3 separate regions of the Homo sapiens genome follow, and all the other regions are linked to region 2. The links are chromatin loops, found by intact Hi-C in ENCODE. Cell type or tissue: Calu3. All regions are shown on one strand. Region 1 has its middle 150 kb from the start of PHLDA1-AS1. Region 2 overlaps LOC105369844 (a long non-coding RNA gene). Region 3 has its middle 10 kb from the start of PHLDA1-AS1.

Evidence for each region. Hi-C counts contacts between places; a loop is a spot of excess contacts. Peaks named below come from ENCODE experiments on the same cell type or tissue, not always from the same donor. Only the 100,000 strongest peaks of a DNase experiment are listed, where the experiment ranks them.
Region 1: it touches region 2 in a loop (2.0-fold over the local background); 2 of 110 quality-filtered maps call a loop at or near these places.
Region 3: it touches region 2 in a loop (4-fold over the local background); 9 of 110 quality-filtered maps call a loop at or near these places.

Annotation. Positions count from the first base shown.
Region 1 is chr12:75,876,360-75,878,859 of GRCh38, reverse strand. No RefSeq gene overlaps it. Among named protein-coding and RNA genes, the nearest start is that of PHLDA1-AS1, 150 kb to the left of the region's middle. In Calu3, no CTCF peak of the experiment used is centred here; no DNase peak of the experiment used is centred here.
Region 2 is chr12:75,765,598-75,768,097 of GRCh38, reverse strand. The region is part of intron 1 of LOC105369844 (a long non-coding RNA gene); the gene reads left to right. Among named protein-coding and RNA genes, the nearest start is that of KRR1, 260 kb to the right of the region's middle. In Calu3, no CTCF peak of the experiment used is centred here; a DNase peak (open chromatin) is centred at 1,097.
Region 3 is chr12:76,019,256-76,021,755 of GRCh38, reverse strand. No RefSeq gene overlaps it. Among named protein-coding and RNA genes, the nearest start is that of PHLDA1-AS1, 10 kb to the left of the region's middle. In Calu3, no CTCF peak of the experiment used is centred here; DNase peaks (open chromatin) are centred at 865 and 1,305.

The sequences.
Region 1 (2,500 bases), 110 kb before region 2:
TGTGACTTCCCCAGGGCCAAGACAGACCCGATATCATACCCAGGTCTTCTCAGCTGCCTAATTTTGTCCTTTTCCACTATACTATGTGGTCTCTTAGCAATCAGAGAGTGTTTTGTGTAAACAAGAAGAAAATGAACATTTTGTGTTATTATTATTGCAACTCAAAGAAAAATGTGAAAACAAAATCTTTTAGGATCATTAAATAAATACACATTTTTTTGTCCTGGGAAGTTATCTCAGTCATGAAAAAGAAGTAAGCTGGCTTCAGCAAAGTCCCCGTAAAAGCAAGGAGAGGGGAAGCGTTCTGTGCAATCAGCCTCAACCTTTTTGCTCACCCTGAAGTCCTGCTTACGTTGTTCTTCTGATTGCGTGTGACCCAGTGTGAAACTGGAATGGGAATTTGTCAGAACAAGTCGGTGGAGCTTTCCTGCTCAGAAAGAGCTTATCTCAGTTCTTGGGGGAAAGGAAAAAAAAGAAAATGAAAAATATAAAGCAAAACAACCAACACCCCCACTGTCACCATATCCAAAACATGAAACCCGAGGCTGTTAATGCATTTTAACAACTCCTCGTCTGGAGAAAATTACATGTATTCCGATTTACACACAAATCAATAGTTGTCTGCTGTGATTGAACTATGCACTAGAGAACTGTACTGTAATTACATTCATGCCAGGCATCAAGGACAAATCCCCTGGGTTTTGAGTAGGTGTGAGACAGGAAAAAATTACCAGCCCAGCCACAGAAGATTAAAAAAAAAAAAAAGTACCCACAAAGCTTTTCTTTCAGAACGGTGGGTTTAATTACATAGTCTTCATCTAACAAATAACAGTTCTCAAACCCTTGCTAAAATCATTGCATTTAAAATACATGTGTTTGCAGGGAGAGCAGGAAGGTTGAGGCTGATTGCACAGAACGCTCCCCCACTCCTCGCTTTTACAGGGACTTTGCTGAAGCCAGCTTGCTTCTGTTTCATGACTGAGATAACTTCCCAGTACAAAATCTTTATAAAACAGTTTTGTTCGTATCTCCGTGGATTCTCAGTTGTTTTACCTCTTCCTAATGGGAGTAGATTTTTCTCCTGTTTCTTAAAATAAACGATTTTAAAAGATTTTAATTTTATTTTTTTTTCTTCCATTGTGACATTTTGAAGTAGAACAGTACAGCTTGTGATTCTGAAATTGCAAATCACACCCCTGCCCTGAAGTGTTAAATTTCACATTGCAGTTTTCTGGAGAAGTTTTGGAACCACTGACTGAGGGTTGGACCAGGAATTTTTTCTTTACTATGTCATATAATACAAAAACTGCTCTGCTTACTCCAACACCCGGCCTACTATGTGCCAGGTGCCATGATTGATTCTCTGAATACATAGATTAATAAGATATAGTCTAGTTTTTGAGAGGCTCTTGGTCTACTAAGGGATTTGGGCAATAATTAACCATATTAATTATTACTGTGTTCTTTTCACACAAATAGGCTGTCCCCTCCCTCCTTCTCTGGCAGACACAGAATCCTTGTTTCCTCCCTTGCTGTTGCTGGGAATTTCTCTACCACTCTCACTGTTGTCAGACCCTACCATTGTAGGCACCAAGGACACTTGGGATCCTGTGAGGGGACAGTGAATGTCACCTGGGGTGGAGGTTGGTGTGAAAGGAAAATAAAAACTCAGGACCCCATTCACTATGCCAAAAGGAAAAAATTAAGCTGAAAGCTGAGTCACTCCAGAAACTGCTTTTCCTTTTGTTCCTAAGCAGATAGCTACAGATAAAAGGTTAAATATCACCACAGGTAGCTACTCTGTGTTCATCTTATCTTGAGATGAATACATAATTGACTATTACCAAACCTGCTCCTTTTCTCTTGCAACATGTGGGTTACCACACCCTCCCTTTTTCCCTTTAAATATGGAAGCCCTTAAAATCATCTTTGGAGAAAGGCACAGACCATGCACTGTTTCGGTGATTCTGTGTTCTATTCTCTTGGGCATGTCGTCCTTATCCTGGGAAAAATAAACTTCTAAGCTCATTGAGACCTATCTAAATACTTTTTGGCTCACAGCAGGCTCCCCACTTGCTCTGTCCAGTGAGTTGAGAGTTGGGACATGCTCACATGTGTGTAAAGTTTTAAGATGTGAGTAGTAAGTACATTTTAACTTAGCTTTCTGAGCTGTGTATGAAAACCATGAAGAGTATTTTCTATGAGGGAAATATTTATTTTTTCTTTTTTCTTTTATTATTATTATTATTTCAATAGTTTTGGGGGAACAGGTGGTATTTTGTTACATGGATGAGTTCTTTAGGTGTGATTTCTGAGATTTTGGGGCTCCCATCACCCGAACAGTGTACACTGCACCCAATGTGCAGTCTTTTATCTCTCAACCCCCCTTCCACCTGTCCCCACAAGACACCAGAGTTTATTATATCATTCTTATGCCTTTGCTTCCTCATAGCTTAGCTCGCACTTATCAGTGAGAACATACAATGTCTGATTTTCCATT
Region 2 (2,500 bases):
TGTGAAGTCCCAAGAAATGGCCAAAGCTTTTATAATTTTTAGACAAAAATAAATTTGTGAAGAAATGACAGGACAAAGAAATCTGCCTGGGGTAGTAAATTCTAGAGGAGTCACTAGGAGGTATATACATGGAGTGTAAAGCTAGTGGCAGAGTTAATTAATTCAGTCCTGTTGCAGTGCCAAGTCTGGCTCCAATGTTAAGAACTATTCTTTTGTCCTGGTAGTGGGAAGGCACCTGTCTCAAAGAAATCTTTATGGCTTGCACCTGACAGGAAAAGACAGGTCAGCCTTTTCTTGAAACTACAATTTTCCAGTGTTTTCAGCTTGAAATAATCAATATGGCATATTTGGGTATAGTATGTCTTTTACTCCTTCATAGGAAAGAATCTCCATAATGATTTGGTAGTTTCAGCCAAAGAAGAGGAAATTGGGGTGCTAGTTAGATATATTTTTCTTAGCCTTATCACAAACTAGTTCTTTCATAATCTTCTAGTGTTTAAAAAGAAATACAGATCTGGGCCAGGCACGGTGGCTCACACCTGTAATCTCAGCACTTTGGGAGGCTAAGGCGGGCAGATCACTTGAGATCAGGAGTTCGAGACCAGCCTGGCCAACATGGCAAAATCCCGTCTCTACTAAAAATACAAAAATTAGCCAGGCGTGGTGGTGCATCCCAGCTACTCAGGAGGCTGAGGTAGGGGAATCACTTGAACCTGGGAGATGGAGGTTGCAGTGAGCCGAGATGGTACCACTGTACTCCAACCTGGGTGACAGAGTGAGAGTCTGTCTCAAAAAATAAATAAATAAATAAATAAATAATTTTAAAAAATAAAGAAATACAGATATCCAGTTTCCACACCCAATAATCTAAAATATGATCTGTTGGGGTGGGAATCTTCATTTTTTAACAAGTGTTGTCCTTATCATTCAGGTGGTTTAGACCTCACTGTTCCTTGAACAACACTTTGAGAAGCAATCCAGTAGAAATTTTGAAATATTGAAAATAGTTTCCTGACCTCCCTCTGACTTGGCTTCACAGGTCTGGTGACTTCAGGTTGGGAACCTCTGGAAGGGTGAATAATTGCCAACTCAATTCAGCTGTTCAGCCTTGGGCACTGCTTCAGTTGAAGCTCAAGAAGCTATGACTAAGTTGACCTTTTGTCATATCTCTTTTCCTCCCTGTTTATTTAAGTTACCATCTTAACTGGCTGCTGAAGTCAAAAGTGCTTTTGTTCTCTGCATGAATGGTTTGATTCACATCACACCAATATAGCTTCAAAGGGAGAAAAGTCTTTTACCTTTGGATAATCTTTCCCTCCCCCTACAAATGCCACAACTTGGCCAAAGGATTTTAAAGATTTTATGTTTTAACTATTTCAGACTCTTCAGGTTGCTTCTCTCTCCTTTTTCTTCTTGGAAGAAATAGGCCAAAAGAAATAACAACCACTTACAGGATTTTTAACAAAGGCGAATTCCTGCACTTAAGACAGCGATTCGCAAATTAGGAATTTAAAAAGAACAGATTACAGGAGCCACCTCCAGAGAGCCTGATTTGGGAGGTGTGGGATGGGGCTTGGGAAACTGTATTTTGATTCAGTGATTAGCTAGGTCTGTGAATCAACATTTTAGTGAATGAGTACCAGCAGATCACTTTCCCAAGTCTGGATGACCAAGAAGTGACAAATTCTAACTGAGAGTACTCCATTCTCTCCACTATCTCATGCTATGGTGATGATGGAAAGAAAAGGAAAGGAAGAAATCAAAGGCAGTCCAAGCTATCTGCTGTTTGTAGAACCTCATGTTCTGTCATTCACTTTTCCCCTTACCTCCTTGCTCATTTCATGTTTCAGCTGCCCTGGATTTCTTACACTACATGCATGATCACACATGATTGTCTTTTGTCTTCCTGCTTTTATACAAGCTGTTCTTTCAGCCTGGGATTCCTTTATGCCCAACTCCCTTTTCTCCCTGGTAAACTTCAAGACTCCATTCAAATATAACCTACTTTGTGAAGCTTCCCTAACACCCCAGGCTGAGTATATCCTTCCCTTCTCTGTACTCAATTAGATTTTTGTGCATGTAAGTATTGTGGTGCTGAGAAACTCATGTTCTACCGCCTGTAATTTATTTGAAATACTTCTTCATAGATGATATGATATGTATGTGTGTCAGTTAGTGACAAACTCTACATCCTACTGGCAGGTTGATAAAGTATCCTAAATAGGTACAATCTCAAAAAGTGATGAAGTGGCATTTCCAAGCTCCTATAGTCTACATTCTAGGAGAGTTATTATAACCTAATCACTTGGAAATACTATCTAAATTGAGATCAAGGGATAATAGAAGTATTTTTTCATAGGTGAAATGGATGGCATTCAGGATAATTATACTGCCCGGAAAGATAGTACAAACACCTCTGTCTTCTATGAATGGGTTATGAGAACCTGGCAAACCCAGCAATCTTGTGTTCACCCCACTTAACAGGAGCAATCTAGATTAG
Region 3 (2,500 bases), 250 kb before region 2:
CCAAATTTATACTTATGTTAAAGTAGAAGGAATCATGTCAACACGACATTCCAACTATCCAGAATTATTGACAGAGGAAAACTTGAATACTGAACTCATTGGCCATACGAATTTATTCAGCAAAATATCCTTACTTGCTTTTTTTCTCAAAGACCTGGTGGGAAGCCCTCACCAGCTACATAGAAAGGCCATAATCAAATAAACGTCATGGTGCGAGTGTTCTAGAGCTCTAGCCTTACTTGCCTACAAAGTAAGTCTGTTTATCAAAGATGGCACCAGTGGAGGCCACAACACTGTGGAAATTTAGATGATCTGGGATAGACTGTCGCTATAGGCAAATTTAATTGGTTTGAGGATTATTCAGAATCTTATTTTATCTTGAAGGGATTGTCAGGACCTAGGGATAAAGAGGTCCCCTTCGTTACTCCCAGACACAGAGTCAGAATTAGCTGCTTCTGAGATAGAGTCGATGTGAGAACGGCTTGCTTTTTGCCAGAGCATTCACCTGAAGCATTTGATATTTAGTCAGGCTCCGGAAATGAAAACTTGAAAAAATAGTCAATGCGGTTATGTTGTATACTCTTAAGGACTGCCAAAGTCGTTTATAATGGAGTGAGCAAACACGTACTGCCGTGTTTTAAGACCAGACATCCTGTGCTTCCAAAGCAACTGATAAATGAGTATTCAAGTACTGGGGAGAAAGAAACAGGAAATGACCCTTGGGGAGTTTCAAAGTTTTAATTATGTTACTATCCTCCACTGGCTTTCTCCAGAAGCTGATAGTTCATACAGTTGACTTATTTTGCGAGTATTTTGAACTTTGCCATAGCAAATTGTAACCAGTAGTGTGGCTTACCCCGTCAGAGCTGACTCATGACCTCAAAACTGCAGACCAGCTTTGTGACTAATCACAGCCAAAGAAGCCAAACTTGTAACAGTTCTTTTTTTTGGTTTTTAGTTGTTAAAGAAATGTTCATTTCTACAAAGCTTGGCTGTAGTTCGTTGGCTGTAGTTGGTAAACACCTGCCTTTAATGATCCTTCCAAGGAACCCCCAAATATATACATTGTGTGCGTGTATGTGTGTGTGTATTATAATTACTGTTTTTACTCTTCTTGCTAGTAACTTTTCATGGCATATGAAGGCGGGCTTGTCAGTTTTTTGGTGCAGAACCTGATCTCTAAGTGTTTGAAGCAGCCCTGGGCAGAGTGGCTTCCTTAGAGCTTTGAGCGTCCTGCTTTGAGGGTGAGGCCTATCCTGCCCGAACACCTATGACAAAGCAGTGGTCTGTGGTGGTGCCAGGTCCCTTTGTAACTTCCTGTTGCCACATTTCAACACCACCGCTGGAGGGGATGACTGTGGTCTCAGTGGGAGAACAATTCAGTGACTTACTTTTTTAGTTTCTGACAGAAAAGGAGACTCCTCAGGTGGATTGCATTTGTATATGGGTTGCATTTGCAGGCGTGAGAAAGCATTTAATCCTTGCCACAATGTGCTGGCTCACTACGGAATAATTGTAATTATTGCCAGGGGTTCACATGAAATCCCTGATGCCTGTAAGTCGTGCCAGGTAGCTGCCGGAAGACCTGAGCTTCATGGCTGTCTTAACAGCTGGTGGACCCTGGTTTGAGTTTGCTTTCTAACAAATGTTAGGCAATAATCTCTCTCCTACCTGCAGAAATACTGAGTTTGAAATCAGAGTTGATCATGGCATTTTGGAAGTTTAGATGATGTAGCATCCATCCTTCCCCATTTTACAGTGAAAAAAAAAATGATGTGAGGAGGTGTCAGTTAGCCACCCAAGGTCACACCGGCAGTTAAAGTTAAAGACATGATTAGAACCAAATTCCAGTTTCCATGATTCTTAATTAATGCTCTTTCAATACTGCACCACTGCTTTGTAAAGCCTGAAAGACAATTTCCATAAATCCAAGGTGTTGTTATTCTTGCAAATAATCACTCGAAGCATTCAGACATCATTTATAGTCTTTTCAGCATTTAGATGAAAAGATTCATCACATCTTTTCCCCAAAAAGTATAAACTGAGATGGAAAGTAAACTGTTTAATTCCATAGTTTTAAAAATGGAATCATGGCCAGGCTCAGTGGCTCATGCCCGTAATATCAGCCCTTTGGGAGACAGAGGCAGGAGGATCACTTGAGGTCAGAGTTCAAGACCAGCCTGGGCAACAAAGTGAGAACCCGCCTCTACAAAAAATAAAAAACACAGCCTGATGTGATGGCACACACCTATGGTCCCAGCTACCTGGGACTCTGAGGCAGGAAGACCACTTGAGTCCAGGAGTTCGAGGACACAGTGAGCTCTAATTGCACCACTGCACTCCAGCCTGGAAAACAGAGTGAGACCTTGTCTCAAAAAAAAAAAAAAAAAAAGTTAATCATGTTTTACCCTTTTCAAATATAATCCACATGGATTAACAAAACTTCAGGAAACAGGCAAATTCACAAAAGAAACCAGAGTGTGTGTGTGTGTCTGTGTGT